Linked DNA regions of Homo sapiens: region 2 is linked to region 1. Evidence: read pairs that join two places in POLR2A ChIA-PET (ENCODE). Cell type or tissue: IMR-90. All regions are shown on one strand. Each heading gives the region's core, and the rest is flanking DNA. Links, peaks and the distances in the headings are about the cores only. Region 1 overlaps SEH1L (SEH1 like nucleoporin). Region 2 overlaps PSMG2 (proteasome assembly chaperone 2).

Region 1 (8,340 bases), core at 80-8,079:
TTCCATAGCAGCTACACCATTTTACATTCCTACCAGCAATGCTCAAGGGTTCCAGTTTTTCCAAATCTTCATCAGCACTTGTTGTGGTGCTATTTATTGTAGCCATCCTAGTGACTGTGTTGTGAAGTGGCATCTCCATTGTGGTTCTGATTTGCATTTCTCTAATAATTACTGATGTTGACCTTATTTTCATGTGCTTATTGGTCAATTGTATGTCTTCCTGGGGAAAATACTATTCATATCCTTTGCCCATTTTTTTAAATTGGGTTTTTTGTTGTTATAGGAGTTCTTTATATATTCTGGATATTAATCCCTTATCTGTTATAGGTTGAGTATTCCTTATCCATAATGCTAGGATCCAGAAATGTTTTGGATTTTGGATTTTGGATTTTGCAATATTTGCATTTATACTTACCAGTTAAGCATTCGCCTACTTATTTATTTACTTAATAGAGTTGCCCAGGCTGGTCTTGAACTCCTGGGTTCAAGCGATCCTCCACCTTGGCCCCCCAGAGTGCTGGGATTACAGGTGTGAGCCACCGTGGCCAGCCCCAGTTAAGCATTCTAAATCCAAAAACTTGAAATTCGGTATGCTTCAATAAGCATTTTCTTTGAGCATCATGCCAGTGCTCAAAAAGTTTTGGAGTTTGGAGCATTTCAGATTTCAGATTTTTGGATTTGATATGCACAACCTGTAAATGATTTGCAAATATTTTCTCCCGTTCTGTGGGTTGCCTTTTTCACTCTTGATGGTTTCCTTTGATGCACGAAATTTTAAAATTTTGAAGTCTAGTTTATCTAAATTTTTTTCTTTTGTTTCCCATGCTTTTGGTGTTATATCCAGGAAAGCATTGCCAAATCCAGTGTCATGAAGACTTTCCCCAATGTTTTCTTCTAAGATTGTTATAGAATCCTCAATTCAGGCTTGTATCCCCAATGTGGAGCTGAGAGCAAACACTGAGTCACCGGTACTTGGAGATAGAGAAAGGTTTATTCGATTTGGCTAAAGCAAGAAGATGGGAGGGCAAGATCTCTCGAATCCATCTAAACAAAAGGAAGCATTGGGTAGATTTTATGTGACTAGATCTAGTAAGGGAGGGGGAGTTTCACAGAATCCAGTGGAAAAGTCTGTGTTTCTTTGGTCTCAGGTAACGCCTTGAGCAACCAGATGTCTGGTTGTTAGCAGCTGGTCACAGTGTCCTTAAAGCCATTCATTTCTTCTGGCAACATTTTTCTTTACATGACGCTGAAGTTATCTTCTCTTGATTGACAAAGAAGCAGTACATCAACAGTTTATCATTATATTGTGGCAACAAGGGATATTCAGCAAAAAGTGAGTGGTTAACATGCGCAAGCAAGCAAGGGCCTGATACAAATTATTTATTTCAGTCATTAAAAAATGTTAGGGTGCTGAAATCTAGTTTTCCCAGCACCATTTCTTGAAAAGACCATTCTTTCCCCTGTTGAATGGTCTTGACACCTTTGTTGAAAATAATGGCTATATATATGGAGGATTGCATTCTGGGCTCTCTTGTGGACATTTATCTGTATGTCTCCTTGTCCTAATAGCACACTGTTTTAATTCCGGTAGCTTTGTAGCTTGAGTGGCTATTCAGACTGTTTTACAGCTCTTCTCAGGGGAGGAGTATGTCTGATTGCCTTTGCACTAGGGCTTCCCTAAGCCAAACAGCTGCTTATGGGGAGGAAGGAATAGAAATTTATAGAATTATAAAAGTTTTTTTGGCGTTAAGTCTGAGGTGTGTCAGTTCAGTATACTATAGATTGGATTTGGGAGTGGTGGCATAAGAAGGACTTTTCTTTGAATTTCAAGATACTTATTTGTATTTAGTTTAGTCATCTTTCATTAATATATTAGCAGTGGCAAATCCATATGGGTCTGCAGCAGCCTCATTTCTTGCCTCTTCAAAAGAAAGAATTCCACCTAGGGGCATAAGGCAGAGTAAGAGACTAAGATAAGTTTTAGAGCCAGAGTGGAAATTTGTTAAAAAATTTTACAGCAGAAATGAAGTAAAATACATTTGGAAGAGGGCCAAGTGGGTGACTTGAGAGAGTCAAATGCATGGTTTGATCTTGGACTTGGGTTGTTACACGTTGGCATGCTTCCCAGGGGTTGCGTCTCTTCTCTGATTCTTCCCTTGGGGTGGGCAGTCCGCATGTGCAGTGGCCCACTAGTGCCTGGGAGGGGCTGCGTGTGCAGTGTGTTTACTGGAGTTGCGCAGATGCTCACTTGAGGCGTTTTTCCCTTAACAGAATGTTCCTAGAAGGTCATAGATCAGTTAAGCTCCACCATTTTTCCTCTTAGTGCACATGCTTGAGCCCAGTCATCCAACTCCTCAGATCTTATCAGGAAGCTGCTGATCACCAGTTTCAGGTGTTTCTATCTGTTGGGAGACTACCTTTCCCTGGCACTGGCTGCAACCAATGATTAGTTTAGAGAGAAAGTTTAACAACTGCCTGATCATCACCTGATGGTTGCTTGACATTCCTGGTGGGGTGGGGTCCTCTGCTGCCCTGCTCATGTCTGACTACCTACTGTAACAAATGCATTTATTTTCTCAACATTTGTGTTTGTATTAATTATTCAGTGGTGTCTGTAGACAAAAGTTTGCTAAGATGTTATCTTTGAAGTTTATGTAATATTATCCTTTTAATGTTGAGACTCTTTAAGAAGGATTTTGGTAACCATAGACAGTAATCTGTTGATTGCTAAACTTTATTGACTTAGTTTTTTTTTGAGACAAAGTCTTGCACTGCCACCCAGCCTGGTGTGCAGTGGCATGATCTCGGCTCAGTGCAGCCTCCGCCGACCACACTCAAGCGATTCTCCTGCCTTAGCCTCTCTAGTAGCTGGGATTGCAGGCGCCCGCCACAATGTCTGGCTAATTTGAATATTTTTAGTAGAGATGGGGTTTCACCATGTTGGACAGGCTGGTCTTGAACTCCTGACCTCAAGTGATCACCCGCCTCAGTCTCCCAAAGTGCTGGGATTACAGGCGTGAGCTACTGCACCTGAGCTTATTGATGTTTTTAGTAAAGTTTCATCTTATCTGTGTGCCAGAAGATAACTTTTAAATGTGATGTTGGAATTTTACAGTGATCATAAAGCTTGCTTTCTACCATTCTTTTGGTCCCTGTTAAAAGCCTTCACTTAAAAGTGCATGGTAGCTGGGTGCAGTGGCTCACACCTGTAATCCTAGCAACTCGGGAGGCTGAGGTGGGAAGATCAGTTGAGGCCAGGAGTTTGAGACCCATCTGGGCAACATAGTGAGACCCCCCCATCTCTATAAAAATAAGAAAAATTAGCTGGGCATGGTGGCAGGTGCCTGTCATCCCAGCTACTGGGAAGGCTGAGGCAAAAGGATCACTTGAGCCATGATCATGGTACTGTACTCCAGCCTGGGTGACAGAGCAAGACCCTGTCCCTAAGAAAAAAAAAAAAATAATAATAATAGTGGTCCAAATGGGATTAACAGAAAATTATTCTTGAGAGAAGAAATTGCATGCCTTTCTTTTTTTTTTTTTTTTTTTTTTTTTTGAGAGAGGGTCTTACTCTGTCACCCAGGCTGGAGTGCAGTGGTGCGATCTTTGCTCACTGTACCTTCTGCCCCACTGGCTCAAGCGATCCACCCGCCTCAGCCTCCGGAATAGCTGGGGCCACAGGCGTGCACCACCACACCTGGCTTTTTTTTTTTTTTAGTTTTTAGTAGAGACGGTGTCTTGCCATGTAGCCCAGGCTGGTCTTGAACTCCTGAGCTCAAGCAGTCTGCCTGCCTCGGCTTCCCAAAGTTTTGGGATTACAGGTGTAAGCCATCACGCCCAACTCATTTACAGTTAAAGGGTCTAATGCTTGCAGCATGCTTTGTGTGACAAAACTTCTTGTCTGAAAATTCTAACATTTTCTTTTTTTTTTGTGATCAGTTTGCTTAAGAGAGATTACTTATATAACAAAGGTAGGCTTTTGGAGGTAGACTTTTTTTTCATTAAAGGGAGTAATTAATTATAGCTCACTAATTTGTTAGTGATTCCCAGCTATATATGTGGTATTTTGCCATGTACTTGTAGGAACTTGTGGCCCAGAGATGTATCCAAGCTTATATACCTAGTGAATGATAGAGGAGTTTCTGTGTGATTCCAGAGTCTGTGTGTCTTTTCCACTCTACCATGCTTTCTTTTTGTATATAATTTAAATTGTTATTATTTTTTTTTTAGGTTAAAAGGACAACTCTGGTGGATAGCAGAACATCTGTTACTGATGTGAAGTTTGCTCCCAAGCACATGGGTCTTATGTTAGCAACCTGTTCCGCAGATGGTATAGTAAGAATCTATGAGGCACCAGATGTTATGAATCTCAGCCAGTGGTCTTTGCAGCATGAGATCTCATGTAAGCTAAGCTGTAGTTGTATTTCTTGGAACCCTTCAAGGTAAGTTTACATATTAAACCTCTGATAACATCCTAGTAAAATAAACTAGTAACTTTTAAGCTAACAATTTGATAATTTATTCTCTCAAAGGTGCTTCTTCTCAAGATATATAGAGTATATGTTCTCCATTTTTCACCCAGGCATGTCATTTGTCCCTGTTTTCACTCAACAGAGGAAGCCGGCATTGTAAATATTTTCATGTGAACCTTTTGGATGTTTTCTATGCATATGCAAATAACTATTTAATGTTGTCATAAACACATATATGCAAACACGCCCAGATATTCACTAGCACAAGTAGACACAGAACACCAGATATTGAAACCCATACATTTGATTGATTGATTGATTGGTTGATTGAGACAGAGTATTGCTCATTTGCCCAGGCTGGAGTGCAGTGGCACCATCTTGGCTCACAGTAGCCTCCACCTCCTGAGTTCAAGCAATTCTCCTGCCTCAGCCTCCCAAGTAGCTAGAATTACAGGCATGCGCCACCACGTCTGCCTAATTTTTGCATTTTTAGTAGACATGGGGTTTTACCATGTTGGCCAGACTGGTCTTGAACTTCTAACCTCAGGTGATCTGCCTGCCTCGGCCTCCAAGAGTGCTGGGATGACAGGCGTGAGCTGCTGCACCCAGCCAGAAACCCTTACATTTTCCTTCCTTGCAATTAGCTTTTTTCACTTAAAGATACATTGTGGGCATTTTTCCATATATTAATATATCTAGTCTTACCTCATTTCTTTTTAACTGCTGCATAGAGCATGACTATATGAATATTACCATAGTTGCTTTTTATTAAACTGTTTTTAAACAATTATAAGAATCACTTGGTGAAGAAAAAAATTGAAATAATCCATAAGAATACAAAAAGAAAGGTAAAGTTCCTTTACCCCCTAAAAACAAATGCTGTCAATAGTTCTGTTTTCAGACTTTAATTCTGGTAGTCACTAGTATATTTTTAAAGGATTTACTTATACCTTTGGTTCTTGCTATGTTATCTTTTTTTTAAAAATTTTTATTCTGCTATTTTTCCACATGTTCTTGCTATGTTATCATTAAAGAATATCCAAACTGATAGAAAAGATGAATAGAGCACATTTATACAACTTCCACATCCCAAGGTATGACTAGATAGATATCTTATTTGTGGTGATGTTGATAGTTGTTGGAGTTATACTGGTAATTATTATAATTTCAAATAATATATATATCTCTACACATATTTATCAATTTTTAGACTATATATTTACTCCCGTCTCTTTTTTTTTTTTTTTTTTTTGAGATGGAGTCTTGCCCTATTGCCCAGGCTGGAGTGTGGTGGCATGATCTCGGCTCACTGCAAGCTCCGCCTCCTGGGTTCAAACGATTCTCCTGTGTCAGCCTCCCAAGTAGCTGGAATCACAGGTGCCCGCCACCACATCTGGCTAGTTTTTTTTGTATTTTTAGTAGAGACGGGGTTTGTCCATGTTAGCCAGGCTGGTCTTGAACTCCTGACCTCAGGTGATCTGCCCGCCTTGGCCTCCCAAAGTTCTAGGATTACAGGTGTGAGCCACTGTGCCTGGCTTCCCCTCTCTTAAAAAAGAGGGAATTAGTTTATTGCTTCCCCCTCACATTGCCCCTTCCATTTCCTCATTCTTTTTTTTTTTTTTTTTTTTTTGAGGTGGAGTCTCGCTCTGTCACCCAGGCTGGAGTGCAGTGGCGCAATCTAGGCTCACTGCAAGCTCCGCCTCCTGGTTCAAGCGATTCCCCTGCCTCAGCCACCTGAGTAGCTGGGACTACAGGTGCCTGCCACCACGCCTGGCTAATTTTTTGTATTTTTAGTAGAGACGGGGTTTCACCGTATTAGCCAGGATGGTCTCGATCTCCTGACCTTGTGATCCGCCCACCTCGGCCTCCCAAACTGCTGGGATTACAGGCATGAGCCACCTCGCCCAGTCCATTTCCTAATTCTTATATTGCTTGTATACTGGCAAGATTTATAATATTTACATTCTGTAAACATTTAACACATGTGTAAGTATTTTGTCTTTTGACTACAAATTGATTCTAAAAATTAAGTGGCAGCCAGCTTTACAATCTAGATTATGTAAGTATTCATTTGAGATGCCAATATGGAGATGGAATGGATGGCAAACTCTTCAAATACCTGAAAATGTCTTAATTTGACTCCATGCTTAATTGATAGTTTGGCTAGTTTTAGAGTTCCGAATGTAAGAATTTCAAAAGATACAGTTCTTGCATATTTTTAACTAGGTTTTATTAACGAGCTGTCGTCAGTCTGATGCTGGTTCTTTTGTAGGTAGCTTTTTCTTTTTGGAAGGTTTTAGGATTTTGCGTTATTATTCTGAGCTCTCTTGCACATATATTTTGACATTTTTTATGATGGATTTTGATAGCCAATGGAAATGAGTTTTAATGTAATCACATTTGTCAGGCTTTATTGTTGGAGTGCTTTTTGTGTTTTATTTGAGCAGTTTTTTCCACCTTGGGGTTGTCTAGTGTATTCATTAGAGAAAATTTCAGATACACCAGAAGTAACAGAAGTACAGTAGACAGACCCTTCCATACTCATCTCCCAGCTACAGTAACCCAAAGCTGCTGCTGTACTTTCCTCATTCCCCTTCTCCAGGAAAAACCCCAACCTGGATTATTATGTGTTGGCCTTTGTTGATTAATCTTACTTATCACTTACCATTTGTTTTTTATTTTTATTTTTATGGTTTTTTTTTTTTTTTGGAGACAGAGTCTTGCTCTGTCACCCAGGCTGGAGTGCAGTGGTGTGATCTTGGCTCACTGCAAGCTCCGCCTCCTGGGTTTAAGAGATTCTCCTGCCTCAGCCTCCTGAGTAGCTGAGATTACAGGCATGTGCCACCATGCCCGTCTAATTTTATATTTTTAGTAGAGATGGGGTTTCTCCATATTGGTCAGGCTGGTCTCGAACTCCTGAGCTCAGGTGATTTGCCGGCCTCGGCCTCCCAAAGTGTTGGGATTACAGGCGTGAGCCACCGCACCCAGCCACCATTTATTATTTATTATTTTTTATGTATTTGTTTTCGAGACACGTGTCACTATGTCACCCAGGCTGGAGTGCAGTGGCACTCCCTGGACCTCCCTGGGCTCAGGTGATCCTCCCACCACACACAGCCTCCCAAGTAACTGGGACTACAGGCATTCACCACCATGCCTTGCTAATTTTTTGTTATTTTTTGTGGATATGGGGTTTCGCCTTGTTGCCCAGAATGGTGTTGAACTCCTGGACTCAAGTAGTTTTCTTGGCTTGGCCTCCCAAAGTGCTGAGATTACAGGCATGAGCCACTGCACTTGGCCAATCCTGCTTGACACTCAGTGGTCCCTTTAAAAATAAATGTTATTGTCTCAAATTGGGGATATCTTATGATCCTTTGATAATTTCTTTTTATTCTCTTGTCTCTGTTCTGTCTTTCTGGCACTCCTATTTGATTATTCCAGGATTTACTCTCCATTTAAAACAAAATTGTTTGGAGATTTAGTACTCCATCTCCCAGATCTCCACTTTGTTCTCCAGGTATACATTTTTTCCCATCATTGAATTTTTGTATGAATGGCAATCATTTTTAATTGTTCAGAGTTTCTTTTTCTCTGATTACTTCTTTTTTATACCAGTTTTTGTTACATGTATTACACTATTTCCCTGTGGTTTCTAGTGAAGATTTTTTAAAATTTGCATTTGTTTGCTGAATTACAGTCAATTATCATTTGCACTGGCAATGTTCTATAAAGTTGCCATGAACACTGAATTAGCTAATACTGAATACCGAATTGCTCCTTGGGGAAATACAGGGTTTCCACAAGTCTCTCACTACATTTTTGTCAACTGATCAGTGTATAACCTTTTTGTGTGTCTTTCTTTTTAAAG
Region 2 (8,277 bases), core at 278-8,277, 240 kb before region 1:
GCATGTCAGAGTGAGTTCTTAAATGTAAGACAGAGTATCCCAGAAATAGAACTATAAGCTATCATTACCACATAAAGTTGATAACATATCATATAGAATACTCTTATACTCTAAGATGTAGCTTTTATTTATTTATTTTTGAGACGGAGTCTTGCCCTGTCACCCAGGCTGGAGTGCAGTGGCATGGTCTCAGCTCACTGCAACCTCCACCTCCTGGATTCAAGCGATTCTCCTGCCTCAGCCTCCTGAGTAGCTGGGATTACAGGTACCTGCCGCCACGCCAGACTAATTTTTGTAATTTTAGTGGAGGCTGGGCTTCACTGTGTTGGCCAGGCTGGTCTCAAATTTCTGACCTCAGGTAATTCGCCTGCTGGGTCTCCCAAAATGCTGGGATTACAGGCATGAGTCACTGTGCCCGTCCCCAGGATGTAGCTTTTTTTTTTTTTCCTCTTTTTTTTTTTGAGACGGAGTCTTTCTCAGTTGCCCAGTTCTCAGTTGCCCAGGCTGGAGTGCAGTGGCGCAATCTCGAGTCACTGCAACCTCTGCCTCCTGGGTTCAAGCGGTTCTCCTGCCTCAGCCTCCCGAGTACTTGGGACTACAGGCGCATGCCACCACACCCGGCTAATTTTTTGTGTTTTTAGTAGAGACAGGATATTGGCCAGGCTGGTCTCGAACTCCTGACCTCAGGTGATTTGCCTGCCTGGGCCTCCCAAAGTGCTGGGATTACAGGCATGAGCCACCACGCCCGGCCCCAAGATGTAGCATTTAGATCATTTATTTTTTATTTTTTATTCTTTTGGGGATGGAGTCTCACTCTGTCACCCAGGCTGGAGTGCAGTGGCACAGTCTTGGCTCACTGTAACTGTTTTAGATGATGTAGATCATAACTTTTATCACTTAGACACCTATAAAACCAGGATGAAAAAATACCAACAAGCCAAGAGTTACCTTTCAAAATGAGCTAATTTCCAGGACTTTCACAAAAGACATTACAGGCTTCATGGCAGAAGGGAGGAAAGCTGTGGGAAATTTTTGCAATGGGCTTGCCTAAGTGTTTCTGTCTTTTTATATTGTCTCCTAAGTAAGTAAGTAAGTAGCAAATCAGAGCAATATTTTTTACTTAAGTCTGCTGAAACTTGTGTTTTGCCTGTGCAGCAGAATATATGGAGACCAAGAGAATTTTAGCTAAAGAACCGATGTTTGCTTTAGAGTTTTTAAAAAGTTAACTATATGATTATTTCTAGTACTCCCTTCCGGTACCTACTTACACCTTCCATGCAAAAAAGTGTTCAAAATAAAATAAAGAGCCTTAACTGGGAAGAAATGGAAAAAAGCCGGTGCATTCCTGAAATAGATGATTCCGAGTTTTGTATCCGCATTCCGGGAGGAGGTATCACAAAAACACTCTATGATGAAAGGTGAGTTTGTTTGCCTGTTCATTTGTTTCCCACTTTACTTAAAAATGAAATTAATGCAGTGAGCTGAGATCGTGCCACTGCACTCTAGCCTGGGTGACAGAGCAAGACTCTGTCTCAAACAAAAAACAACAACAAAAAAAACAAAATTAAGTCAGAGAATGTATTGGATTACTTACTGAAACTTTGAGAATATATTGCTAGGCCGGGCACGGTGGCTCACACTTGTAATCCTAGCGCTTTGGAAGGCCGAGGCAGGCGGATCACGAGGTCAGATCAATCAAGACCAGGAGATCGAGACCATCCTGGCTAATATGGTAAAAACCTGTATCTACTAAAAATACAAAAAATTAGCTGGGCGTGATGGTGGGCACCTGTAGTCCCAGCTACTCGGGAGGCCGAGGCAGGAGAATGGTGTGAACCCGAGAGGCGGAGTTTGCAGTGAGCCGAGATCGCGCCACTGCACTCCAGCCTGGGAGACAGCAAGACTCCGTCTCAAAAAGAAAAAAAGAAAATATATTTACAAAACTGGTACTATTGTAGAGCTCTTGCATTTAGGGGAAAGATTTAAACTTGGTTATAGAAGAACTGGTTTCTCAAAAGCCATATTTAATGCTTTTATTTTGTGTGACTTTTTAGGGATTCTAATACTTATTCTTTGCAACCTCTACACGCGCACTTTTTTTTAATTGTGGTAAAATATACATCGTGCAAAATTTACATTTATCACACATTTTAACTATATTTAAGCGTACAATCAAGTGCCATTAATTCACAGCATCTGCATCCATCAGCACTGTCTACTTCTAGAACTTTGTCGTCATACTAAATTAAAAAATCTGTACCCATAAATAATAACTCCCAACTTTATTTCTGTAAAATTGGTGTTGATGTTCCCATTTTCATTTCTTATTTTAATAATTTGAGTCTTTTCTTTTTTTTCCTAGTCAAGCTAGCTAAAGATTTGTCAGTTTTGTTTTTCTTTGAAGAACCAGTTTTGATTTTGCTGATTATTGTTTTTCTATTCTCTATTATTCTATTATTCTCTATTATTTCTCTCTTACCTAATCTTTATTTTTTTCCGCTAGCTTTGGATTTGATTTGCTTTTTTTTCTCTTTTCCAAGGTGTAAACTTAGGTTATTAATTTAAAAGTTTTTTTCTTTTTTACTGAATGTGTTTACAGCTGTAAATTTTCCTCTTAGTGCTGTTTTCACTGCATGCCCTGGGATTTGACATGTCGTGTTTTCATTTTCACTCATCTCAGTATTTTCTCATTTCCCTTGTGTTTTTGTTCCGTGTTCCTCTCTTGTCCCCCTTGCAAACACCTACCTCCTTTCTAAGAGTCAACTTACCCTTCACCTCCTGTCTGCAATCTTGCCTTTTCCTGTCTTCTAGACAAGGAAGTTGCGTCTGCACTCCCACTGCACTCCACCTCTTCTATACTTTGTTGCACTTACTTTACCAATCAATCCTCCTAAACTTTTGCTTCTGACCAAGACAGAGTAACTGATATCAGACTTGCCCTCCTGCCATAAAAATACTGGAACCTGACAATTTATGAAACAACTGTTTTCCAGACATTGGACTACAGGCAGCACATAGCTGTCATCCCTAAGAGAAGGCAAATTTTAAGTCTACAGTTGCCTGGCTTTCTGCTTGAGATACTTTCTGGACTGCAGCACAGGGAGCGGAACCCAAGCAGAGCTGAGTGGAGGAAATCAGTTAAGACTACAGGGAGGCCGAGGCAACTGGAAATACAGGGCAGAGAATCCGAGGGCAGGGGTGCTGCTCATCAGAGTCCAGGGGTCTGTTTCCTTGGGTCTGTCTTCTTGGGTATAGGGTGAAACTATGAGGACAGGCAAAGAACAGCTTCTGGTTAGCTATAAGCTTGCCCACAAAGTTAGCGGTGATAAACAGAAAGTATTATAAAAGTTAGACCTACTCAGCATCAAACATTCAGGAAATGCGGATTTTACCCTGAAGAAACAATATTTAAAATACTCAGTTGTATCAACCAGAATAAAATAGTTCCAAATAAAAAAGTAATAATAATAGTCATCCTCTGCCTTTCTTTTTAGCAGAAGACCAGAGGGTAATATTGAAATGATTATCCCACACTGTGTGACAAACTAATAAGAGGCGCGATAAGCTGAAGAGCATACCCCTGCGCTTTCCAAGTTAGAGCCTTGAAAATGCAAGCACAGCCTCGGAGCCAGCCTTCTCCAGGCGAGAGCCTTGCCTGAGGCCATCACAGCAGACGCATTTAGGAACTGGAATTTTCTGAGCCATCAGAGCTCATAGTGGTTCCATACAAAGATTGAGAGCCCCTAAGGTGTTTGAGAACCAAGTACTGGGCTAGGGTGAGTGAGGCTAACAGTTTCTACTTTGTAGTTTTTAGAGACAGAAACTAAAGTTAGCCTGGTATCATCTGAGACTTCCGAATGTATATATCAGAGTCTCCTCGGTGCCTTTCCTTCCTTAGAACTCGGCTCACTTTTATTTCTGTAGCTCTCTTCTCTGTCAGTCTCGTGCTTTCAAGTTTTGGCATGGCATTTTTCTCATAGTTCTTGGTTTTAGGGTGTTAGGAGTAATTTTTGCATTTATTGGCAAGCAGGAAACTTTTTGCCTTGGTGTATCTCCATCTCATCACTAGCTTGAGGCGTTTATAGTATGATAGGAGACTATGTTTTGGAGTTAGAGAGACCTAACTAGATATAGTTAGATATAGAGACCTTACTAGATATAGAACTTTGGGCATGTTAACTATGTATTAAATCTTTTTTTCTTCATTTGCGACAGAGTCTTGCTCTGTCTCACGCAGTTCTCCTGCCTCAGCCTCCTGAGTACCTACAGGCACATGCCACCATGCCCAGCTAATTTTTATATTTTTAGTAGAGACGGGGTTTCACCATGTTGGCCAGGCTGGTCTCGAACTCCTGACCTCAAATGATTTGCCCACCTCGGCCTCCCAAAGTGCTGGGATTACAGGCTTGAGCCAGCGCGCCCAGCCTGTATTCAATCTCTTTAAACCTGTTACCTCATAAAAGTAGCTAATACTTCTTTCATATTTACTGTGTGGTCACTGTTTTAAGCATTTTGCCTCCACTACCTCCTTTCAGCCTCACAACAACCTGTGAAGTAGGTTCCATTATCATCCCCCTTTTATAGATGAGGAACACCCCTGGTTAAGTAACTTGCCCAACATATCTGGTAAGTTGAAGAGCTAGAATCTGAATCCTGGTGTCTGTCTTTGTTCCCGTTATTCCAAACTGATTCACTTATAAAATGGAGCTAATTATAGCTTCTTCAGGATTATTACAGGGATTGTCATAAAATTTGCAGATAATGCTTAACACATAATAACCACTCAGCGTTTTCGGAAGAAGTAGGAACTTTTATTTCCTTTAATGATTCCATTCTCTTCCACAGTTTCCCTCACTGCTTTAGATAGTAACTAGGTGTTATTTTCTTTCAGTCTCTGCTGTGGTGCTTCTGAAAATTACTGTCTTCTGAAGTAGGTTTGGGGAGTAGGTCAGAACATACCTTATCTGCTGTAGCCAAGGACAGAAAGGCTGGTTTTTCATGCAGCCATGGGGTGAGGCATGATTGTGCGTGTTCCCCAGTGGGTGTTACAGGGGCCTGCTCTCACAAGTAGAAAACTCTGTGTGGGGCGAAGGGAGATGATAAGTGATCTTATGGTGTGGCGTCTTTTCCTTTCCTAAACCAGGTAGGTTATCGTAGCTGTAAAAACAGACACACTAGAGTCAGCTCTTGTACCCTATGAAAGAATACTGATTCTTATTTTTATTTCTTGTAGCTGTTCTAAAGAAATCCAAATGGCAGTTCTGCTGAAATTTGTTTCAGAAGGGGACAACATCCCAGATGCATTAGGTCTTGTTGAGTATCTTAATGAGTGGCTTCAGATACTCAAACCACTTGTAAGTTCTATTATAGCTTAAGCCTCTTCTTTGTCTGGTTGTATTCATTAACTCGCACTTTATATACTACCTAAGTAGACCAAGTAAGTGAACGTTTGTATTAAATATAGACATATCTTTACATAAAATTTAGTTTAAGCTGAACTTTTGAAAATTAGAGGACAGTTAACCAACCTATTATTTACAGTTTTTTCATTAAAGCTGACTTTCCAAAAAGGAAAATCCTTAGTTCTTCATTGTACTTACTATTCATGTTAGATTAATTATGCCAGACATAGTCTTGCAATAATAAACAAGCCTTCTGTGGAATTCAGGAATTTTTTTAGGGAAGTAAAAAGTATTGCTATGTGAGCAATACTGTAGCTATTGAATATGTATTACAGTTGATATTTTTCTCTATTATGAAATGAGAGCATTACACCCAGGGAAGTGAGTTAGCCTTTAGGCATAACAGAACACTGAGCATAAGGCTGCTTTCTAAGATGGGTAACTAGCTTTTTAATTCATGCTTTTGCCAAGAACAAATTGATACAAATCACATAATGCTGATTTTTTTTTTAATCCCTATTCTTTTTGAATGTGATTTTCCCTAATAAACTTCATCTACAGCCTTTCTGGCATATCTTTATAATTTGGAACTTAAAGAAATTTATCTTCAGTTGACATGAAGACAAAGAAACTTTATTTTTCCTTAACAATAAAACCTGGCTATAAAAGTGCCAACCAAAAGGAACACAAAAGGAGAGTTTTATAATTCACTTTAAAAGGAGATTTGATGGTAAAGTTTAAAGATTAAAATATTTTGTTCTTCAATTACAGAGCGATGACCCCACAGTATCTGCCTCACGGTGGAAAATACCAAGTTCTTGGAGATTACTCTTTGGCAGTGGTCTTCCCCCTGCACTTTTCTGATCTAATTTCTGTTTTATACCTTATACCCAAAACACTTACTACCAACACAGCTGTTAAACATTCTATACAAAAAAATTGTATGATCTGGTATTAGGAAATTACTTTCACAGTAAATATCAAAGAAAAAAGATTAAGGGTCTCTTTGCCATGCTTTTCATCATATGCACCAAATGTAAATTTTGTACAATAAAATTTTATTTCCTAAGTAATTTTGTCTTAAATGTATTTTTTTTAATTTCAGACTCTCTATTAGCTTCCTAGTTTGTCTCTAATAAATCACCACAAACTTAGTGACTTAAAACACACCAGTTTAATTTTTTCATTAACTAATTAATTAATTTTCATTCTGTATTTTAAGTAAAATGAGACGAGGTCTTGCCATGTTGCCCAGGCTGGTCTCAAACTCCTGGGCTCAGGCAATCCTCCTGCCATGTCCTCCCAAAGTGCTGAGATTACAGGCATTACACCACTATGCCCAGCCACAAATTTGCTTTTAAATTCTGACTTCTGAGTTCTAGGAGTCAGAAATCCAACAGTGGGTCTGACGAGACTAAAATCAGGGTGATCGCAGGGCACTGCTCCTGAGGAAGGCCTTAGGGAGAATTTGTGTTCTGCTGTTTCCAGCTTCTAGAGGCTGCCATATTATTTGGCTCATGGGCCCTTCTATCTTCAAAGCCAGCAGCTTAGCATCTTCAAATCTCTCAGTTATAAAAGGACCCTGTGATTGCATTGGGCCCACCCCAATAATCCAGGATAGTTTCCCCATTTTAGAATAATTTTACTATAAAAGAAATAATAAAAATAGTTATCATTTTCGAGTGCCTGCTGCATACTAGTCACTGTTCACCCCTAGTCTTTGGGATGTACGATTTCACTGTGTTACCTCTGTGCCTTGGCTCTCTCATCTGTAACACAAGGGCTTGTAATATTTAAGGATACAACTACTTCCCAGCACTCCGGAAAGGTTTCCTTTTGATATGTAAATCATGCTGGATTCTGTGGCCTATTTCTGTTTCCCTTTTGGTTAAAATATGAAATGGGGGTTGACATCAGCAAGATGGCAAAATAGGAAGTACCAGTCCTCATTACCCCACAGAGACACCAGTTTAATTTATAGACCAGGATACCAGAAACCAGTTAAGTTGCAGTATCCCCAGGTGAGTGCAAAATTAAGAACAGCCACGTTGAAATGAGTAAGAAGAGTCATTTCACTTTACTCCACCCAGGATGACAGCCCAGCATGATGGCGAGTACGCCAGCTCCTGGCTTTTCCCTGGGTTGAAGGGGGCAGACTCGGTGAGGGGGAGAGAGGTAGAGAACGTTGGAGCATGTGACCAAGATTCTGACTCTTTCGTCTTGTCTGACTTGGAATACTGACAGAACTGGCATCCTTTGGATGTCTGGAGTCTGCTAAAAGCACGGGAGAGTTGGAGGATCGTTTGCCGTGCCACCAGAGCCTGTAGTACCACAGACAGGCCAGTGTGGCTGGACACCACCAAGAGAAATCACCCAACTTGCATTTTCTCTCCCAGGAGGAATGGAACTTACACGCCAGCATTGCAGCTTTTTGTAGTGCTGCCCAAGGGACTGTTGCCCATCTCATCTAACTTGGGGTGCTTATAGGAAGCTGTCATGCTTTGCCAGAGAGCCACTGAGAACAAAGGGGCGACTTGCAGCTGCAGCACTAGGGAACGTGCAATTCTGAAGACAGACACCAGAGGGAGCAAGAGATTACAAGATGAAAAACCAGCAACCTTCAGTTGGGAAATAACACAATCCTAAAAAGTTGAACTTGGAAAAACATTTAAGAGGTTTCAGAATCTCTACCTGGGCTAGCTGGTGAAGGTCTGCCCTGTACAAAGCCAGTATGCAAAGATTGGGAGTGGCCGAGTGTAGTGCCTTACACCTATAACCCCAGCACTTTGGGAGGCTGAGGTGGGAGGATCACCTGAGGTCAGGAGTTCGCGACCAGCCTGACCAATATGGTGAAACCCCATCTCTACTAAAAATA

The links. ChIA-PET counts read pairs that join two places held together with the same protein. Peaks named below come from ENCODE experiments on the same cell type or tissue, not always from the same donor. Only the 100,000 strongest peaks of a DNase experiment are listed, where the experiment ranks them.
Region 2: POLR2A ChIA-PET joins it to region 1 with 7 read pairs; 3 of 35 experiments call an interaction of 5 or more read pairs at or near these places.

Annotation. Positions count from the first base shown.
Region 1 is chr18:12,958,930-12,967,269 of GRCh38, forward strand. SEH1L (SEH1 like nucleoporin) reads left to right here. Exons shown (of 9, transcript NM_001013437.2): 4 at 4,231-4,442. Among named protein-coding and RNA genes, the nearest start is that of SEH1L, 15 kb to the left of the region's middle. In IMR-90, for the core only: no CTCF peak of the experiment used is centred there; a DNase peak (open chromatin) is centred at 4,352.
Region 2 is chr18:12,719,266-12,727,542 of GRCh38, forward strand. PSMG2 (proteasome assembly chaperone 2) reads left to right here. Exons shown (of 7, transcript NM_020232.5): 5 at 1,245-1,418; 6 at 5,234-5,354; 7 at 6,174-6,475. The coding sequence ends at 6,266. Among named protein-coding and RNA genes, the nearest start is that of PSMG2, 20 kb to the left of the region's middle. RefSeq lists an enhancer at 3,522-4,023. In IMR-90, for the core only: a CTCF peak has its summit at 7,983 (motif pointing right); a DNase peak (open chromatin) is centred at 7,996.